Linked DNA regions of Mus musculus: regions 1, 2, 3 and 5 are each linked to region 4. The links are chromatin loops, found by intact Hi-C in ENCODE. Cell type or tissue: heart. All regions are shown on one strand.

Region 1 (4,000 bases), 79 kb after region 4:
AGTGAAGGATCCTACCTTACAAAAATGGAAGACACCCATACAAACCTCAGTGCGGGGGCAGCTGGACTTTCCTGGCTGCTTTTTAGTTATTCCCCGCCTTAGGAGCAGTGTGTGCAGTGCCAACCAGGCTGGCAGAGATTGGCTATGGGAGACACAGTGGAGAGTGCCTGTCCTTCTGGGATAACCTCGTTCCTGTCCTTGCAAGCCAAAAAAGTGTCAGGGCAAAGGTATTCTGTGCTGCCTGCCACACAGGATTAAACTGTGTTGCAGTGACTTAGAAAAACTATGACCAGTTATTCCACAAATGTACTTTTGAGTCTCATATGTGCCCCAACATTTATTGAGGTACAATTGTACTTTGCTAAGAAGTTTCTCTTTAATATAAGAAAATCCCTGAGGCAGAATAATTTACAAAACAAACAAAGGAACACACACATATCTTTCTCACAGATCTGGAGGCTGGGAGGACTGGTACCATCTAGTTCAGGATGTTCTCTGTTCCCCATCTGCACACTGCTGGATGCGGCCTGCAGGAAGGAAGGAACTTGCCCCTTAAGTTCTTCTGCAAGGTAACCATTTAATCCAGGGGCCTCTGCCTCCGTAACTTGATCATTCCCTAAATGCCTGACCTTTTGATATCATCACACTGGTGACTGAATTTCAACATGTGGATTTGGGGACGATACAACAAAACCAAGCTTTTTTTTTTTTTTTTTTTTTTTTTTCTTTTCCTATTTCTTAATCCTTCCTTGTGAGCTAGAGGATGTACCCAGGGTACATCTTTGGGGTTCTTAAAAAAATCTGCAGTCACTGTTAAGGGTCACATTTTGGATGTGAGCAACAGGTTGGAGCAACAAATATATAGGCTCAGAGTTGCCTCTCAGGCTTGCCCCATCTCCCCCTACAAACCAGTCAGAGGTTCCATTCTTCCTGGTCAGGAACATGGGTTTTGAGGACGTCTCAGTCTGTTTGTGCAGAAAAAGCCTTCCCTTCTGACTCTCAGGTGAACAGACCTCGGCTTCACCCTGTCAGTGAGGTCACAGTATTATAAAAGTGGAAATGTAGCAGAGGACCAGCGTTTTGAAAGGACTGCATGGCAGAGGCCAGCTCAGGCAGGACTAAAGAATGCCTTTGCTTCTGTGTAACGGTCACTGGGAGTGTGTGTTGAGATTATGGGGAGAGTTAAGGCTGCTATGCAGTAAATCTTCAGTTCTGTTGGAGTCCCTGCGCTGAGCTCAGCTTCACACTTAGGCTGAAGTGAGCCCTCTGACAACCTAGAGGACTGGAATGTTCTGAGCTGCTCACTGAGCAGACGTCCCCAGGCTTTGGGGGACCAGTGGGAATCTTTAGCTTTTTCTGTGCCCAGACTTAACAAGCATCGGGGAATAAACTCAGGCCAGCAGGTTTGGTGGCAAAAGAACTTTTGGCAGCCAGTTGTTGGTTATTGATCCTCCAACACTCCTTTCTAAACCATCCCTGAGCAGCTGGTACAGTTGCATAAGGCAGCTCCCAGAACAAACCCTTTATCTGATCAACACGCACAGTAGTTCTGCACTCCCACAGCCTGGCAGCACAGTCCCCTGAGCAGGGTTTGCAGGGTGTTGGCTGTTGAGCAACTGTGGGAGGGAAGGAAATTACTGCTGGACACTATCTGTGTTTCTGTGGAGTGCTCATTTCCTCTGAGTGAAAGCCGGGATGGCTTTGGGTGGCTCTCGGTGCTTCTGGCATGGCAAAGAAAAACAACCATCTCCTTTCCAGGCTTTCGGCTTCATCGTTCTTAATTAAAACAAACAAACACACACACACACACACACACACACACACACACACACACAAAATCAAGTTGCAAGATGTTTATTTTGTAATTAACAAGGAAAAGAACTCTTATTTTGAAAGTTTGGCTTGCGACACTTTCTAGTTGTGTTGGTTCTTGGAAGAAAATGTTCTTGTGTTAGTTCTTGGCTTTGAATTTTTCCTCAGTTTTGAAAAAGAAAACTGATGTTGCCTGGCACATATATTTATATGGGTTTAAGTGTTTCAGACTGTTAGGGGATGGAGATTGATCCAGCCTAGTGCCAATGAATACATGCTATAGTATGGCGTTCGGTCAGCTCAGTCTGTGGTTCTGTCTGAGAACCCAGGGACCTTTGCACCTATTTCACTGTTAGTTACCAGACCTGAGACTTGTGGGAGCCACGCTTTTCAGGAGCATATCGCCCTCTCCTGGTCAATATATAGTACTACAAGAAACAAACAAAAAAAGACCTGGAACACGACTGCAGGGTCTCTTCATGTAGCCTTGGCTGTCATACAACTCTGTAGACCAGGCTGGCATCAAACTCACAGAGGCCCTTCAGCCTTTGCCTCCTGAGAGCTGGGATTAAAGGCATGCACTGTTAACCCTGCATTAGGAGGGACCTCTTTCTTTACAAGTCCTGAGTGTTTTTTAAAAAACACTTCAGCATTCTGAACACATCTCTTTCTGCACAGAGAACTGGTTCTGACTAGAGGATTGTATTCTTCAGACTAGGGTCCCCATTTGTATTTTTAAAAGTCTTCTGCATTTTCTGAGACCATGTAGGAAGGCTTAATCAGCACAACCTAGACTTTCATTTCCTGCTCTGAGCAATCTTCTGTCCTCGCCTTGCTTGGATCTAACTCGGCCTTCTCCACCCAGCCCTGTTACACATTCGGATTCCTGGAGCAGCAGAAACACAGCCGCCCACACTCCGCTCTTGTACAACTTTGAATCGGTCTTGACTGGGCGCAGGTGATTTTAAAGTTCCTGGGGTGATTCCACTGTGCCACTCGGTGGAGACCCACTAAGCAAATAATCCCCAATGCAGCCCACGTGCCCATCCTCTTGTGGAGGTGCTGAGAATTCAAGGGTAAACGTGGGACTCTGTAACACAGATCGATCCTTCGCTATCACCACAGGAGCCATACACGTGGTGCCCTCTAACTCCGAAGAATAAATATGGAGTCTCAGAATAAACATTTATCCAAACACATCACTGCTGTCTTTTCCTCAATGGAAAAGGCTCCTTTATTCCATTATCTTATCCCAGTTGGAACTTGCAACCAAATGTATCTGTGGTGACGAATACACAGAGGGACGTTTTCCTGATTAAAGTCTAAGATCAGACACAGATGGCAGCCTTTAAATGTCCGCTTCCCCACAGTCTCCAGAACCTACACACATGCAGCTCTGCGTAGTGTCTTAGTTTCTTTCTCTGTTTCTGTGATAAAGAAAGGTGACAAAGAAAGCTTGTGGAATGAAAAGCTTAGTTTTGGCTCATAGTTCAGGGCACAGTCCATCTCTTCAGAGAAGCTGTGGCCATAAACGCTTGAGACAGCTGGTCAGAGTGCATCCACAGTCAGGAAGTGGACAGCAACGGGTGCCTGCTTCTGCTCAGTTCCCTTCTCTGTGGACACAGGCCAAGGTCACAGCCAGGGAATGGTGTTGCCCGAAAAGGATGGGTCTTCCTAGTTCAGTTAATGTAACCAAGATAATGCTCTCCAGGCCCACCCAGGGCACCTCCTGGGTGACTCTAGACGCCATGTAGATAGTGTCACTCCAGGGAAAGGGGACTTTTCGAGAGTGATCATCCAAACGAGGGTCCTGAGATGAGGAGATCATTCTAGAGCATCTAAGAGTCTCCCACAAAGCACAGGAGTGTGATAAGATGTGAGAGAAAGTCTGAGAAGATTCTGGCATGGAGGCGAAATCCAGGGAAGAGAAAAGGCATCGAATGGAGGAATGGCCACAGCAGGGGGACAGAGGTGGCTTTAGAAGCTGAGTAAGGTAGGGAGTTTCTGAAGAGCCTCGAAAAGCAATGTAGCACTTGGATTTTAGCAGGGTGATAACACTGTGCGCCTTCCTGGCATGTAAAATGACTAAATATAATCTTTGATTTATGGTCACTCCCATTAAGTATCAAGATATTGCTGGGATATAAAAGTATCATCTATGAAGATGTTCAGTCTTCACTGTGTCAAG
Region 2 (4,000 bases), 410 kb after region 4:
TGAGGTTCTGATTGAGACCTGTGTCAATTTGGAGAAGATAAAACTTTGAACACTGCCTAGGTGGAATGTCTTGTTGCAGTGGTCCCAGGAAGAAAAGAGTCTCTGCTCGGAGAAGACCAGCTAGACAGGCGATGGGGGTCAGGCTGTGCATTCTTGGAACACTGAATGAAAGCCAAGACTTTAAATGTATTTGGTGTGATAGGTTCTTGGCTGTTTCTGATCCCTAAAAAGGAATGTCTGAAACCAATAAACACAGTCACTCATTTATTCATAACTTTTGTTTTGTTGGTTTTTTTTTTTTTTTTTTCAGGTCAGTGGCTATGTAGCTTAGGCTGACCTGAAACTTGGTATGTAGACATGGCTGGTCTCTATGGAGATCCTCTGCCTCCTGACTGCAGAGACTATAGAGGTGTGACTCACAACTTTTTTCTTTTTTGTCTATTCACAAAATTTATATATTTGTTCACTGTAGAAACGAGGGCAAAATCATAAACTATTTTTAAAAAAAATCATTAACCAGGTGTGGTGGCACACGCCAGAACTTGGAAGGTGGAATGAGGAGGATCGGGAGTTCAAGTCCAGCCTGGACTTCATGTGACACGGTCTTAAACACACACACACACACACACACACACACACACACACACACACACACACACACACAAAACCAAAACCAAAGTTGGGGGGTGTTGCTGGGTTTATTGGGGCACTCCTGTAATCCTAGCCATTGGAAGATGAAGGCAGGAAAATCAGGAGTTCCAGGACAGTCTTGGCTACCTAACAAGTTCAAGTGGACTCCCAGGGACCACTGCCACTCTCTTAACCCAAAATCAAATAGTTAGGAAGTCAACCTCTCCGTCCTTATGCTGTATTTACGCCTTTACTATCCAAAGCTGTTGATAGGATTCTTTGACTTTGTACATCGGGCGAAACACTTCCAGGGATGATGCCTGGCACTGCAGGTTTTCTAACCGATGCGTCCCTCCAGTCTGGTCGCACGCAGTGATGCAGGGACCAACAGAGAGCTGGATGGAGCAGGGCGGAGCTGCGAAGGGATGAGGGCGGGGAGGCGGGGCGAGCGCTCAGACGGAAGGTGGGGAGGGTGGTGCCCTGGGCGGGGAAAGGTGGCAGGGGCGGGCTCGGCCGAGGCTCCCGGCTCAGGTGGGCGGCGCGGCCCAGGTGCGCCGGCCCGCAGCCGCTCCGCCCTCCTCCCAGGGGCGTCTCCCGCCCGCACGCCCGCCCGCACGTCCGGGTGACGACCGTTAGTCCCGCCCGCAGCAGACGGCTCGGCAGCTCCGGTGGGGGGGCATCTCTGGTCTCTAGTCGGGAGATTCCCCCAGGTCCAAGACTGGCTGGAGAGAGGCCGGAGAGTGCGGCTGCTGCGGGGCGGAGAGATTCCGAGCGACTTGACCTTCCCAGCCGCTGCCCCTCCTGAAGCCGTCCCGGCGCTGCTCCGGGCTCCGTTAATTGTTGAGGTTTTTCTCTTAAGTGGTGGTACCTCGGCATGAACTTTAAAGGCAAAGATGACAGACTTTGTTGTTTGGAAGCCTACCTTACTTTGACATGTCTTAAGAACTCAAGGTTGACTGGTGGTAAGATATTCCACTTTAATGAGAGCATCGGTTTAACGAAGCAGTTTTCTGACTTGTATAGGGCGTAAGTCTTTTTTTTTTATTTTTATTTTTTTTTATTTTGCGTAAGTCTTTGTAGATAGGAGTTCTGAGTGATTTATCAGAACTTTTTTTTTTTTTTGCCATCAAAAGGTTTGTTTGATTCATCAGCCTGTGGTTGCATGAATAATTTTCAAAGTTTGAAGCAGGCATTTTGGTGTATAAGCAAGATGAGGATGAAGGCAGCGACAGAGTCTCTGGTTTTCCCAAGTAGGGAGCGTGTATCAGGGCTCCTACTTTATTCCCAACGGTTTTTAGCTTCCATTTCCCAAATCTTATGCTGGTGAGGCACCTAGTGGTGAAGTGGCAGAACAGGTCACTTTTAGAATAAATTTCACATGGAATAAAATTCAATACAATACAGTAAATGCACATGCTCTAACTTTCGCAAATTGATTGAATTAATATTTTTTCAGGAGAAAGTGATTTATGAGAGGAAACATTGTAACTTACTATTTGGAGCAATTTGTAGAAAGCAGAGCTTAATCATCTTGTCCTACCAGGCATGCGCAGAAGTTAGTCATAAGCACAGGGGATCAGAAGTCAAAACTGCCCAAAAGCGGAAGAGGCTTAAAAATCACTTTGCTTTATAGCAGTGAGCCTCGGATCTTGTGGTTTTTGTAGCAGGTTATTTTGTAATATTTAAACTACATATTTAACTTACATACCATACATGTCTAAGTCCATGTGGCCGAACGAGAGAAATGACTTCTATGGCATGCTATGTTTGCATGTGTGTCACCCACAAATAAATGTTAAAAAGAAAAAACATAGTGGTTTTTTTCTGATTTATTTTTAATTATGTATGTCTGTGTATGTGCATGAGTACAGTGCCCATAGAGACATACATAGAGACACTATTGAACATGAGGATGTGAGCTGGGAACCGAGCCTGGGTATCTGGTGAGAGCAGTGCAAAAGCTCTTGACCTCTGAGCCGCAGCCCCAGCCTCGCCTGGTGAGCTTTGAAAGGAAATAACTGAACACAGAGACATTAGAATGTTGCAACCGAATATACACTTGCTAACTAAAATCATACAGTAACAAAATAATCTGAAAATAAGGCTGGTATGTTTTTGTTAAGAATAGTTCAAGTAAATATTTGTGCTTGGTGCTTTGCCTATGGTTGTCAAGTAATCAGAATATAATACAGTTTATAGCAAGGTGGTATTTTAAGTAGGACATTTAGGACAGTTTATTATGAAAATTTGTTTTTAAGTAACTTGAAAAAAATCACATAATTTCCTATTATCTATATTTAACACAAATTATATATTTTGTTATAAGTTGCTTGGCTGCACATCACAAAGGAAGAATAAACTTGTATCTACTTGGTAAAAACAGAGAGCTTGAAGATATCCCAAAGGCACTCAGCCAGCCACAGAGCAGGAAGCAATATGGACTCCTCTGCTGTCACTGTCAAGGGTCTCAGCCTCATAGACTTTTGTTCCACATCCTCCTTTAAATATAGGGGCCATCACGAGCTGTCAGAATCTTGCAGCCTTAATAAGAAAGAAGAAGAGCCTATGCTAACCTGTGAGCATCCTGAAACTCCAAGTTTAGGTTCCCCCAATTCTGCAGTATCTCCCAGTCAAATAATGAAGTCTGTGTCCCTAAGGAAGGAAAAGGATAAAAGCCCAGAACTTTGTGAGACTCCTAAACTCAGAAGGAAAAAATGCACATTACGCAGGCGGCTAGACTTTTCTTTCCCTCTTCTGAAGGGGGATTCTGATTCACAAAGCAGATCTCTGGAAAGTAACATAAGCCAAGGTGTTAGCCTAGAAAAACATTTGCCAGGTAGCACTTCAGGTTTCCCAAAGGAAGACAACTTTAGCCCATTAGTTACCAGCACGATAAAAACAGAGGATGTGGTTTCCAACAGTCAGAACTCAAGGTTACATTTTTCTCAGCACAAGACTTCCACCATTGAAGATTCCAAAGACAACTGTGGCTTGTTTGAAGTGGAATGTCTGTCTCCAATTGAAGGCAATGATTTTAAAGATTCTATCACACACTTTAGTGACAGCAGTTTAAGTGTTAGTGATGAGAATACATGTCCTGAACTTCTGGGCTCCTGTGGTAGCCAAACAACCTATGGAGCAGATGTGACTACATCTGTAACTCCAGTAAGTAGTCTCATAGCAAAAATCAAATTTAATGGAAACCAAACTCTTGATTCTTCAGGAGAGGTGAGAGACAGTCTTTTTACACCTGAAGACAGTGGCTTTTGCTCACTTAGCTGGGACAAATCAGAAGATTTCCTCTCTGACCAAGAGGGCTCTTTTCAAGAACTGCTTCAAAAACACAGGGTGACTCCCAAAGTTGGGGACC
Region 3 (4,000 bases), 57 kb after region 4:
CCACTGCCCAGTGTCTCCCTCCTCCCACTGCTGGCCACCTCCCTCTGGGTCTCAGGGACATTGCAGCCTCATTTTTCCCACAGCAGACCTGTCCCTTGTCCTTAAGTTCATCTGCACTTCTTCTTGCTGTGTTTGTGGTCTTGACGGATGTGACTCCATGCTTCTGGCTGCCACACCTCGAATGCAGAAATTTCTCTGCCTTTTCTCTCCACTCTTCTTTCTTGCTTCATTGCTGATGAAGAACCGTCTCATCAACCATCTCACTATCCCTCATAACTCTCTCCCTCCCTCATCTCATGGCTGCTTCTCCACCTCCCCACACAATGGGTGGGACCAACTCTTAACACTGCCCCCCCCCCCCGCCCGCTCCAGTCTTTTGACCCTCCTTTAGGATCAAAGAAGATAAATTATGTGATTTTATTACTTTCAAACTTGTGGAAATTTACTTTGTGGCCCCAAATTTGATGAACTTTGCCCCTCTGGATGGCCTCTCTTCCTGCTCATGCCCCTCCTTCCAGGAAGCCTTCCTCTGTGCTCCTACCCTCCCAGACCTGTACCTGCCCCCTTAATAACATTTCCTGTGCTGTGCTGTGCTGTGCTGTGCTGAGTTACTGCCACGGCTCCTGGGGAGACCGACAGCCTTTGGGGGAATTGTTGCTGTGTTGATATCACAAGCACTATATCCGAAGGCATGTTCATGGTGTCTTCCTCTGTAGGGAACTCTGCTGGATACCGATGGGCCCCAGCGAACTCTCAACCAGAACCTAGAGCTGAGATTTCAGTATAGTGAAGATAGTTGCCAGCAGTGGTTTGTTATTTACACCAAACAGGTGAGTTCTCAGGATAGAGCATGGCTTGCGGGCTGATGGGAACAGAACACAGTACTTCACCTCGCCCGTGTGTGTGTGTGTGTGTGTGTGTGTGTGTGTGTGTGTGTGTCCTTCACTGGCACGGGACTGAAATACTTTGCTCTTATATTTGCTTTATTTTCTTGGTCACCATGGTCATAATTCAGAGAACTTAGTTTAGCCAGCTCTGAGAGAAGAGAAAATCATTTCAAAGGAGGTTTATTGTAACTCTCAAGTCCAATGGCTTCAGACTTCAGACAATGCATTCACTTGGTCCCATGACCTGTGGCAGGGCAAAACATCATGGTGGAAACACGTAGTGGATCAAACTGTCCCAGTGTGGAAGTAGACAGAGGGAAGGGGTGGGGTCCTAATGCTCCCTTGAAGGTCACACCTCCAATGATCTACTTTCTCCCAGTTATCACCTACTTCTGCCTGAAGCCAGCCTGACCCAAACAGAAATCAAGGAAAGCAATCCGTGGGGTGGGACATTTTCTCTGACCCCAGGCTTAGACCACAGAGTGTCTGTTAGAGGGCTGAGAGTGCGCACCTGACATCTCCAATACTCCTTTGGCTTGACTTGAGAAGATAAGCATTTGCCTCTTAGCTGAAAAGTAAACTCCTCCCAGCTTTGCCTCTGTCTCACTCACAGCTCAGAGGAGTCTAGGAATCAAGCAGCTAGCCAGGGAAGAACAGAATTCATGACCAGGTTAGAGCCAGACACTTAGACCCCGAACAAAACCAGAATCTCTTAGCAGAGAACATCCAGATCATAAGTGTCTAACTAAACTGAAGAGGAACCCCCAAAAGGAAAAGAAACAATCACAACAAACCCCCATCTTAGCTATTTCAAGTTGGAGTCAAAACTCCAGATGAAAAAAATTTTTAATTAAAAAATAATAAAGGGGCACTCAGGAGGCAGAGGCAGATGGATCTCTGAGTTCAAGGCCAACCTGGTCTACAGAGTGAGTTCCAGGACAGCTAGAGTTACATAGAGAAACCCTGTCTTGAAAAACTAAAATGCTGCTGCTGCTGCTGGTGATGATGGTGATGGTGGTGATGGTGATGGCGATGGTGGTGATGATGGTGATGGTGGTGATGGTGGTGATGGTGATGATGGTGATGGTGGTGATGTTGGTGTTGGTGATGGTGGTGATGGTAGTGATGGTAGTGATGGTGGTGGTAATGATGGTGATGATGTTGATGGTGATGGTGGTGGTAATGCTGGTGGTGATGGTGATGATGAAGCTGGAGTGATGACTCAGCAGTTAAGAATACTTAATGCTTTTGGAAAGGACCTGGGTTCCATTTCCAGAACCCACACAGTGGCTCACTTGGTTATCAGTACTGCAGTTCTAGTATTCAACACCCTCTTCTGGCCTTTGTGGGCACTAGCATTCAGGCCAAAGGTCATACCATAAATAAAAATAATAAATCTTAAAATTAATAAATAGTTTTAGGTTCTAAATTCTAATAAAAATACTGCGGTAAACTTTACATTAATGTTGTATTCGACGTGAGTCCTGCTTAGTTACACAGAGAATTTTGGTTTCTGGTCACCAAAGCCCTCTTTCAACCACCTGACACAGCTGTGTTCACATCAGTGTCCTCTGAAAAGCAAAAAGAACTGCAGTCCTAGGGAGAGAAACGCTCCTGAGACGGCTTAGCCTGGATTTTACGGTTGCTATGATAAAGCACCATGACCAAAGCAACTTGGGAAGGAAAGGGTTAATTTGCCTTACAGTTTGATATCACTGTTCCTCATCAAAGGAAGCCAGGACAGGAACTCAAGCAGGGCAGGAACCTGGAGGCAGGGGCTGATGCAGAGGCCGTGGAGGCGTGCTAGTTACTGACTTGTTTCATGTGGCTACCTCAGCCTGCTATCTTATAGAACCCAGGACCACCAGCCCGGGGATGACGCCACCCACTGTGGGTTGGACCCTTCCCACATCAATCACTAAGTAAGAAAATGCCCTACCAGTTTTCCTACACCCTGGTCTTACGGAGGCATTTTCTTAGTTGAGGCTCCCTCCTGATGACTCTAGCTTGTGTCAAGTTGACATAAAACTAGCCACAAAGTAATTTCCTTCAGCATGAAGCATCCTTAGGAAGAAAATAGGAAGTTTTGTGCAATTTGCAGGTCTTTGGGAAGACAGAGAGACTTGAAACCGCCTTTCCTTCACTCTCTCCTCAGAATACTGTGCTGTTAAATTTTGTTAGTCTTTTAATCTAAACAGCCGCAAATGAGGTTAAGCCTCCGCAGAGAAGCACAGTAAACAGTTTAAAAACGGATTTCTAGTGAGATTGTGCTTTCTATGGAAGATGAATCGTGTTGGCGGATACCCAAAGGGCTCCTTGTTACAGAAGCCACGAATGGGACTGCATTCCAAATACAGACGAGGGTGGAGGACAAGCTCTCTCCGTGCTCCTTAAACACAAGCTCGGGGTGGGGGGGTTGTTTTGTTTTATTTGTACCTAGCAAGCCTAATCTGGTTGATAGAGACCCTAGCCTACATGCTTGCATGAACAGCATAGGAAAATAATGGGATCAGTTCATATCTTGTGGAACGCCATTTAAATGTCCAAACCACCTGCATGTGAAAGTTACATTTATGTGCAGGACTAGTTATTATAAATTAGGCTTGAACATACCTATGGTGTGGTGGACCATGAGAGGAAGCCTGGTAAGGTCAAGCCAGGGCTTGAAGCCCCGGAGACCCAGAAGGGATGGTAGGAGCTTTGCTTGCTCCCGACTCCACGTAGCCACAGCTCTCCATAGAGAGAATCGTGGCTATCAGTCACGTAGGGGCAGTGCCCACAAGTCCCTTCTCTTGTAGATGAGGCATCTCAGGCCGAGCCAGTAGGAAGCACCTGCTGTCAGACCCACCCACCCCAAACTGTATATAAGCTCCTATCCAGAAGGAATAGAGTTGTGTGAGAATGACTCCATCATCTGAGAGCATCCGTCACAAGAGCTGTAGCACTGCCTGGGAAGAGAACGCTCTCCTGAAACTTCCATTACCATACGCTCCCCTGCACTCTGCTCGCCAGCCCACTGCCCCCACCCCCTCCCTCCTGCTGGCTCAGCTCAGCTCTGCTCAGCCAGTGCAGCATCTCAGAACAACAGAGGCGGCTGGGTCACCAGGCCAGAG
Region 4 (4,000 bases):
CTTAGCAAAGAGCACAGCAGTTTTCACCAGCTTAGCAAAGAGCACAGCAGCTGTTTCCTGCTGTGCACCTCAGTGGGGTCAGTCCCCAAGGCTCTCCTGATCCACCATGGTTTTGTGGATGCATTTTTTACTTGTCTGAGATTGCCTCTGCTTCTTGACTACTTGAATTCTTATTTTTATTTTTAGAACAGAAAAACAAACCAACCCAACCCAAAATCCCTTGAAGCAAACAAGCAGTCATGGTGTTTACAGCAGTCACCCTTGTTCACATGCTCTCTGAGATAAGAGCCTGCAGCCAGCATGGCCCCTCGATAAGTCCACATGAATTGGCCATACAGAACACAACATTGTGTTGTCTCAGACAAACATCCGGGTAACTTGGCCACCTTTACTGGTTTGAATGCAGTCAGTTTGCCTGAGTACCCAGGGGATCTTGAAAGACCAGTTCTTGCCATATTCATTTCCTCTTTCCCTAAGCATTGGACTTTAGAACACTAACACGTTTGCCAAAGGCTTCTAGAAATATCTAAGATATACAAAGAATTCTTCTTCAGATCCAGAACATCAGGGTGAAGCCCTTAAGGAATGCCAGGAGAGCCTGCATGTTTGTATCTTTGTGCTTCTTCAAAATGGAAATGGAGTGCTGCATACCGTCCCACTTGCCAGCCTGCCTCTTGCCAGCTGGGCTGGCACTGTTGGCATCAATCCCTCTACCTTTTCAACTCTGTTACCTGAGGCCAAGCTGTGACACTGTAGACTGTCTTGGAGCCTGGGCTGAGGATCCTGATCATGCCTGTGCACTTGTATGTCCACCACAGTGACCTTGACAGTGGCACACCTCACTTTCGTGTCTTGGCATCTTGCCTGATGGCACTCAAGTTTTGGTAAATGAAGTCTCGTTGGTTTCCTTAGAGGCTAAAGGCTACCTAAGGAGGACAGGGAGTGTTCATAACTTGTGGTGCTAAAGTCAGAAAGGGGTCGGAGGCAGCGAGAGAACAAACAGGTGCAAAGATTTGAGCGTGAACCCTACTCTACTGCTCACCCCACTCAGCCCTTCTTAGTGTTTTCCACTGTAAAGCAATGATAACAACTCCTGTGGGTTATCGGGAAGATTTGTGCAGATAAGATACATAAGCTGTCCAGTAGACAGGTAATCAACAGATTGAACTAAATGTTGTTATATGCCCTGGACAGTACTATGAGGGCTACCTGGGAGATCTTTTGCCTAAAATCACACTCTCTCTTCTCCTTGGAAGCTGTACTTGAATAACCAACATCAGGAATTGGTGTTAGAATGTATGCTGTGATTTCTAGAAGACCCATGTTAAAGGGCAACCTCACCACTTGCAAGTGGAGCCACTACAGCAAGCCTTTATCAAGAACTAGTCCAATCAGAATGGGCCTGGTGGCACAGGGCTGCCATCCTAGCTACTCAGGAGACAGGCACAAGGGTCACAAGTCAAAGGTCTGCTGGGACAGCCTATTGAGCCCCATGTCAAAATAAGTAAAATTTAAAGAGAGAGCTATAGATGATAGATAGGTAGGTGATAGCTAGATAGAATACACAGACACACACACACTTTATATAGGTAGACAGACAGATATATATATCGATCTCAGATGTAAAGTGTTCACTGTACATACATGAGGACTGAGTTTGGATCCCAGCACTAGCGTGAGAGTCTGGGTGTGTGTAATCCCCTCCCTGGGAGAGCTGAAGTGGAAGGATCACTGGGGGCTTCCTGGTCAGCTATTCTAGCCATTCAGTCAGCTCCAGACCCAGTGAAAGACCCTCTTCTTTGTAGAATAAAGTACTGGTCCTACACACACACACACACACACACACACACACACACACACCCCACATATACATGGATACACATACAAGCACACACACAGTCTACAGATATGCTCAGTGGTACAGCATTTGCCTAGACCCTGGGCTCAATCCTCAAAATTGAAAGAAAAACATCAGTTTAATTGATCAGCAAAGACTGAACTTGGAGAACAGGGCACTGCTGTACTTGTGATAAGTACTTTTTGTGCCCACTTGATCGTGGACTGCCTAAGTTCTTGATGGCTCCCCCTGATTGTATCTTTCTCTTGGAAGTATTTGGGCAATTAGCAAAGACATTGCACACAAAGGACAACTGCCTGGGCAAGAGGGAGTCAGAGTGGAGGCTTGTCTGTCTGTTAGCCAGTCCCACCGTGGGAGGGAGAACGGGAACTTCTTTCCCTCAGGAGCATGAGTGCTGCAAAGCCTGGCAGCAGTGTGAACGCGGAGCCTTCTGCAGTAGTCCACAGGGGGGCGCCATGTGCCAATCTTAATCTGTAAGATTCTGTCAAGAGGCGGAAGTTCACAAGCAACTGCTATGCAGAGACCAGTGTTGGTGCGGCTGCTTGCTGCCGAGGGAGCCCTGGCTGGCTTTCTGGCCCTTGCTCTCTCCGGATCTGAAAGTGAGGATCAGCCATCCAGTCTGAGGACTACACAATTCAGCGGCATCGCGAACTCCCAGGAAGTGCTGACATCCATCCACTCCTCAGGGCCTGCCCCTTGGAGGACCCGGTCAGAAGATCTGGCGTCGAACAGGACAGGATGGAGCAGCGAGGGGTCTGATGGCTTATTTTTTAATTCCTCTGGTGACAGTTTTATTGGGCTGTTATTTACATATGTTGTAACTCACCCATTTAAAGTGTACTGTTCAGGGGCTGGAGAGATGGCTCAGCGGTTAAGAGCACTGACTGCTCTTTCAGAGGTCCTGAGTTCAATTTGCAGCCACCACACGGTGCCTCACAACCATCTGTAGTGAGATCTGATGCCCTCTTCTGGTGTGTTTGAAGAGTGGCAATGTACTCACGCACACAATAAACAAACAAATAAATCTTTAAAAAAATTTGTACAGTTCAACGAGCTTGCTGAACACACGCATGGTTATGCAACCACCACCCTAACCATCCCTCAAAAAACTCAAAAAACCCTCTGTCTGTGATCTCACTTCCCAAAACCCCACTCCCAGGCAACACAGTTTTTACTTCTGAGTCTACAGAGTCACCTACTCTGGAGATTGATATAAATCAAGTGATGAGTTTAGTGCCTTTGCTTCTGGCTTGTCTCCCTGTTTGCAAGCTTTATCCCTGAGGCTCATGCAGCGGTGCTCATGCCAGTGTCTTAAGCAATAGAATTCTATTTCACTGTGTGAAATCCATAAACAAAATCCACATTTTGTTTATTGGGTCCTTATTTAATGATTTTTTTCTGTGTTCTAATTTATTATGAAGGATGTTGTTAGGACTATTCTCTTGAGAATAGTCATTTATTCTTTTTATTTATTCTTATATGTGGGGTATGGTGGTCAGGGAATAGCTCTGCAGAGCTGTTTTTTCCTTCCACCTTTCTGGGGGTTCCAGGGATTGAACTCTCATCACCAGATTTGTATAACAAGTCTTGCTACTCACTGAGTGAGCTCACCAACCCTTTTATATATGTGTTCTTGTAGGGACAAGATTGATTTATTTATTGTGTGTGTATGTGGTGTGCCTGTGTGTGCCTATGTGTGTGCACCTGTATGTGTATGTGTAGTATATGTAATTGTTAGTGTGGATATGTGTCGATGGGTGTGCAAGTATATGTATATACATGTGTGTGCGTGTGCGTGTGTATAAACCAAAGGTTGCCACCCCTCATCTTTTCCTGATCATCTTTATTTTTGGAGACAGTCTCTGGAGCTCACTGCTTCTGCTACTCTGGCTGGTGTGAGCTTTAGAGATTGCCTCTCTCTGCACCCACAGTGCTGGGGTGACAGGAATATGTCACCATGCCCTGCTTTCATGTGGGCTCCGGGGATCAGAACCCAGAGCCTCAGGTCTGCAAGGCAGACACACTTTCGTGACTGAGTGATTGCCCCAGTGCAGAGAGATTTTACCTTAAAGTGTTCTCCTGAATGAGTGGCAATGTAGGGAGAGTTTCTGGTTGTCCCTTCTGGAGGACAGAAGCTGCTGG
Region 5 (4,000 bases), 130 kb before region 4:
ACATGGCTCTTTAATAGAGGTGACCTTGCCAGTCCCTCCTGGCCACAAGCTCACTCATGTAGACCCTAGAGCATCCCTACCTGTGTAACTCCAGTCTGAGGCAGGAATGTCCCTGCTCAGCATCCTTCTAGTCTCTAGGAGATATTCCATGGTTTCTTTTCTTCTGTGACTGCTATAGGACCACTAAGAGCCTGTGTTGTAACTCTTTGTTGTAAATATGCTCCTACATATTACTGGTGGATTTTGTCTCCCAGAAATGAATTATTGTCTAACCCCAGTGGATGGAGTCACCTAGAAAGACGCGGGGACATAAAAGGAAAGAAATACCTTTTCTTAAGATCTTAGGTTCACATCTACCTTCATAAGAAAATAGATTAACAAGGGAGAAAAAAACCCCACAAAGTTATCCAATGTACTTCCTGTTCTGTGTAGTACGAGATCACCCAGTAATGGAGACTTAAGAAGGCAAAGAATGCTGTACCTATTTATGCTTAAGTTTAATGGAAGCCAGGACCAAAGTTGGTTTCTACTAATAGTAGCAGTGGCAAGTCCTATGTTGGGTAGCCTTTGCTGTGAGTGTGTCACCAAAGTCACAAGCAAGATGTTTTCTGCGTGGCCTCCCCAACAGCCACTGAGAATTATGCGAAGAAATATAATGAACTTCAGATGAACTTGAAGATATCACTATTCTAACACATTTCTGGAAAGTGGTGTGCGAATATAACATCTCTCTGGCTCTTGCTGACCTAATCTCTAACGGGGGGGGGGGGGGGAGCGGGACACTTATCTTTCTCTAAATTTGAGATAACCTATAACTTGTAGGAGTGTTACACAACTGATCAGTACTGACAGTTTTGTTTTCTTTATTGTTTTTAAATTTCTATTTATTTATTCTATGTGCATGAGTGTTTTGCCTGCACGTATGTCTGTGTACCACGTGTGCCTGCTGCCCATGAGGCCAGAAGGGGTCCCCTGGAACTGGAGTTACAGATGGTTGTGAGCTGCCATGTCAGGTGCTGGGTTCTGAACCTGGGTCCTCTGGAAGAGCAGCTGGTTCCCTTAACCACTGGGCCATGTCTCCAGCCCCCACCATGATTTTTCATGATTCTCAGTGTTTGAGAGTAGAGCTATGGCCCCAGTCAGCCTCAGGGGTTAGGCTAGGAACAAAAATGAGGCAAATGGTACTGCCTGGGTGGTAGCAAAGAAGAATATGCACACAGGGCTCAATCAACATGTCCCCACTGCATAAAAGTCACCCTCATTCCCAGGAGTCTCCATTAGGGCCTCTGTGTATCCTAGAGACAGCCCTCCCATCCTATCTCCCTCCATCAACTGCAACTTTAAAGTTGTGTGTGTGTGTGTCAGAAGACAATATGCAAGAGTGAGCTGGCTCCCTCCAACATATAGCTCTCAAGACTTAAACCTTAAACTCAGGTCCTCGGGGTTGGTGGCAAGCACCTTTACCAGCTGAGCCATCTTGCAGGCCCTCTAATGTTTTATCAGTGTTCCTGCAGATTGGGGTGATGGGATTTGCAATGTGCCCTTGGGGTCTCCCTTGCCCCTCTTGGCCCCAGGATCACAGGAAGACCACACTCTAGGCCCTCTCCACCCACATTCACTCTCTCTTTAATCCCTGTCCAAGTCCCTGCAAGCTGGAAGCTTTACCTAAGGAAAGTGGCTCAGGCTCTTCTTCACACTAGAGTGTTAATGGTTTAACAGTTCCCCCTGCACAATGAGTGAGGCAGAGCTACAAAGCCAACAGTAAGAGAAGCTACAGAATCAAATAGTAAATACGGGGGATTTAGGGTATCTGGCCCCTCCTAGGAAGGAATGTGTTAACTTCAAAGTCTTCTTCAACTCTTTTGATCTCACCAACAAAACCAAACCAAAGTCTGTCTTTGGAGAGCAGGGAGGCTGGCAGGAGGCTGAGCTCCGGGTTCTCTCTGGGGAGGCTCTGGGAGACCCAAGAGGGTGGGAAGCTTGAGACCCCTGCTGTGGCACACCTGCTAACTTTCATTCACCACTCTGGCCATGGGTGAGATGTCCAGCAAGTATTCCTGAAACACACCCGAGATGCACGCTAACCCAGAGAAGAGAGCAACCCCAACGGGTTCCTCAAGATTACTATTTATGAATTAAAAAAAAAACCAAGCAACTCTTTGCCCATGACTTTAGCCTAGAGGTTTTCTTCCCATTCAGGAAAGGCTGCTTCCCCAACATCTTCAAAGCAGGCCTTGCAGTTGAAGTGTATGGTCACCAGGTGGTGAGAGCGTGCTGTGGCTGGGAACAGCAACTAGGAAGCCAAGCTCACAGGCACCCAGGTACCTTACCCAGAGCCAGGACTTCCTCTCCACTGCAGCCACAGCCACTAAGTTAAGAGAGATGAACCACCCTTAATGAACAATCAGTCCATAGTGACCTGGAGCAGCTACGTAGACCAAGCCGTCTCCATCTGAGAAAAAAAAAAAAAGTCAATCTGTTTTTAGAAAACAAAAAGCCTCAGGAGTGCCCACCTTTCTTTGTAAAACCTTATTTGTTTATTGATTGATTGATTGATTGATTGGGGGGGGGCGGGGTATGCTCACACAGGCCCACGCTCATGCATGTTACGGATGCATACGACTGCATGGTTGTCAGAGAACCACTTTCAGAAATCAGTTCCTTCTTTCCACTGTGTGGGTTGTGGACACCAAACTCAGGCTGCCAAGCTTGGTAGCAAGCATCTTTACCCACTTTTCAGTGAGTGTATCTCTGCCACCTCATGCTTCCTTCTGGTCTCCTTGCAGGAGGAGACACTACCCTCTTGTGACACGTCTAGGAAAGAACTCTAAAGTTCTCTAAAGGAACGGGCACCCAACTTCCATCTGTCACCACCTGGGTAAGAGCCTATAGCAGTGTCACCACCTGGGGAGGAGCCTAGAGCAGTGTCACCATCTAGGGAAGAGACTAGAGAGGTGTTTCTCAATGTGCAGATCTTGAAATCTTTGGGGTTAAATCACCCCTTCACCCTTAGGAGTCCCCTAAGACTATTAGAAAACACAGATATTTACATTATGACTCAACAGTAAGAAAATTAGTTATGAGTAGCAGTGAAATAATTTTATGACTGGGGGTCACCACAGCATAAGGAACTGTATTAAAGGATTACAGTATCAAGGGGCTTGAGAACGTCTGCCCTAGAGGAACCTGGTCAGGGCTGAGCTAGGAGGGTGTTAGAGATCAAAGATGCTGGGGTCCCCGCTCTCCCTTTCCCGCTTGGACCTACAGGTTTGCTGGTCCCTTCTCCCACCTCACCTGTCTTTTAATGATCTCCTTCCTGGTCCTACTTCCAAACACAGCCAATTCCCTTTATTTAACGGGATTTTTCACAAGACATTGCCTCAAATATTTGCTCATTAAGTGAGCAAATCCTGACCTCAAAGGGGGTTGAGTTCATGGTGACAAATTAGAAGACTTTTTATCACCTGACTGATACATACACAACCTTTGTGGTCCTGATGGATTATACCTGTAATCTAAGACTGAAGCAGGAGGATTGCTATGAGTTTGTGGTCAGCACAGGTGAAAGTAAGAGTCAATAATAGCACGGGGTGAGGCGGGGAGCAGGAGGGCAGACAGAGGAAAGAGTAGCGGTTGAGATGTAAAGTGAATTAATTAATTAATCGATTGATTGATTAATGGAGAAAATAATAGTACAATCTTTCTATCTAAAGACATTCCACTAAGTATTAACAATGGGTGACTTTTCTGTCTCATGTATTGCAGGCTATGAGCCACAATATGTTTGTACTTGGAGCACTGTACCCACTTGAGCCATGTGCTCAGCAGCAATGTAAACAACCAGTCAGCAGCAAAAATAACAAAACCTGTTTCAGAAAAACAAGAGGGGATAGTAAGTAGTCTAAGAAGCTGAGCCTGAGAGACTCAGAGTTGAACAAGCCAGATCCTTATCTTGTTGGACTTGAAGAAGTAGGAACAGAGGAGGACACTCTCTACCCCC

The links. A loop is a pair of places that touch in the nucleus more often than their neighbours do. Peaks named below come from ENCODE experiments on the same cell type or tissue, not always from the same donor. Only the 100,000 strongest peaks of a DNase experiment are listed, where the experiment ranks them.
Region 1: it touches region 4 in a loop (4-fold over the local background); 26 of 42 quality-filtered maps call a loop at or near these places.
Region 2: it touches region 4 in a loop (8-fold over the local background); 19 of 42 quality-filtered maps call a loop at or near these places.
Region 3: it touches region 4 in a loop (2.5-fold over the local background); 11 of 42 quality-filtered maps call a loop at or near these places.
Region 5: it touches region 4 in a loop (9-fold over the local background); 17 of 42 quality-filtered maps call a loop at or near these places.

The regions. Positions count from the first base shown.
Region 1 is chr15:36,498,219-36,502,218 of GRCm38, reverse strand. No RefSeq gene overlaps it. Among named protein-coding and RNA genes, the nearest start is that of Ankrd46, 3.4 kb to the right of the region's middle. In heart, a CTCF peak has its summit at 2,231 (motif pointing left); DNase peaks (open chromatin) are centred at 1,618 and 2,238; H3K27ac peaks cover 765 bases.
Region 2 is chr15:36,162,126-36,166,125 of GRCm38, reverse strand. Fbxo43 (F-box protein 43) reads left to right here and starts at 1,265. Exons shown (of 5, transcript NM_001081253.2): 1 at 1,265-1,656; 2 at 2,957-4,000. The coding sequence starts at 3,067. In heart, a CTCF peak has its summit at 1,978; DNase peaks (open chromatin) are centred at 1,185 and 1,275; H3K4me3 peaks cover 1,118 bases; H3K27ac peaks cover 566 bases; H3K27me3 peaks cover 2,151 bases.
Region 3 is chr15:36,520,273-36,524,272 of GRCm38, reverse strand. Snx31 (sorting nexin 31) reads left to right here. Exons shown (of 14, transcript NM_001347022.2): 11 at 717-830. Among named protein-coding and RNA genes, the nearest start is that of Ankrd46, 25 kb to the right of the region's middle. In heart, no CTCF peak of the experiment used is centred here; no DNase peak of the experiment used is centred here.
Region 4 is chr15:36,577,055-36,581,054 of GRCm38, reverse strand. No RefSeq gene overlaps it. Among named protein-coding and RNA genes, the nearest start is that of Snx31, 23 kb to the right of the region's middle. In heart, a CTCF peak has its summit at 2,297 (motif pointing right); a DNase peak (open chromatin) is centred at 2,364; H3K4me3 peaks cover 660 bases; H3K27ac peaks cover 1,627 bases.
Region 5 is chr15:36,704,473-36,708,472 of GRCm38, reverse strand. It overlaps Gm41296 (a long non-coding RNA gene), which reads left to right. Exons shown (of 3, transcript XR_875148.3): 2 at 2,787-2,878; 3 at 3,766-4,000. Among named protein-coding and RNA genes, the nearest start is that of Gm41296, 3.1 kb to the left of the region's middle. In heart, a CTCF peak has its summit at 2,253; no DNase peak of the experiment used is centred here.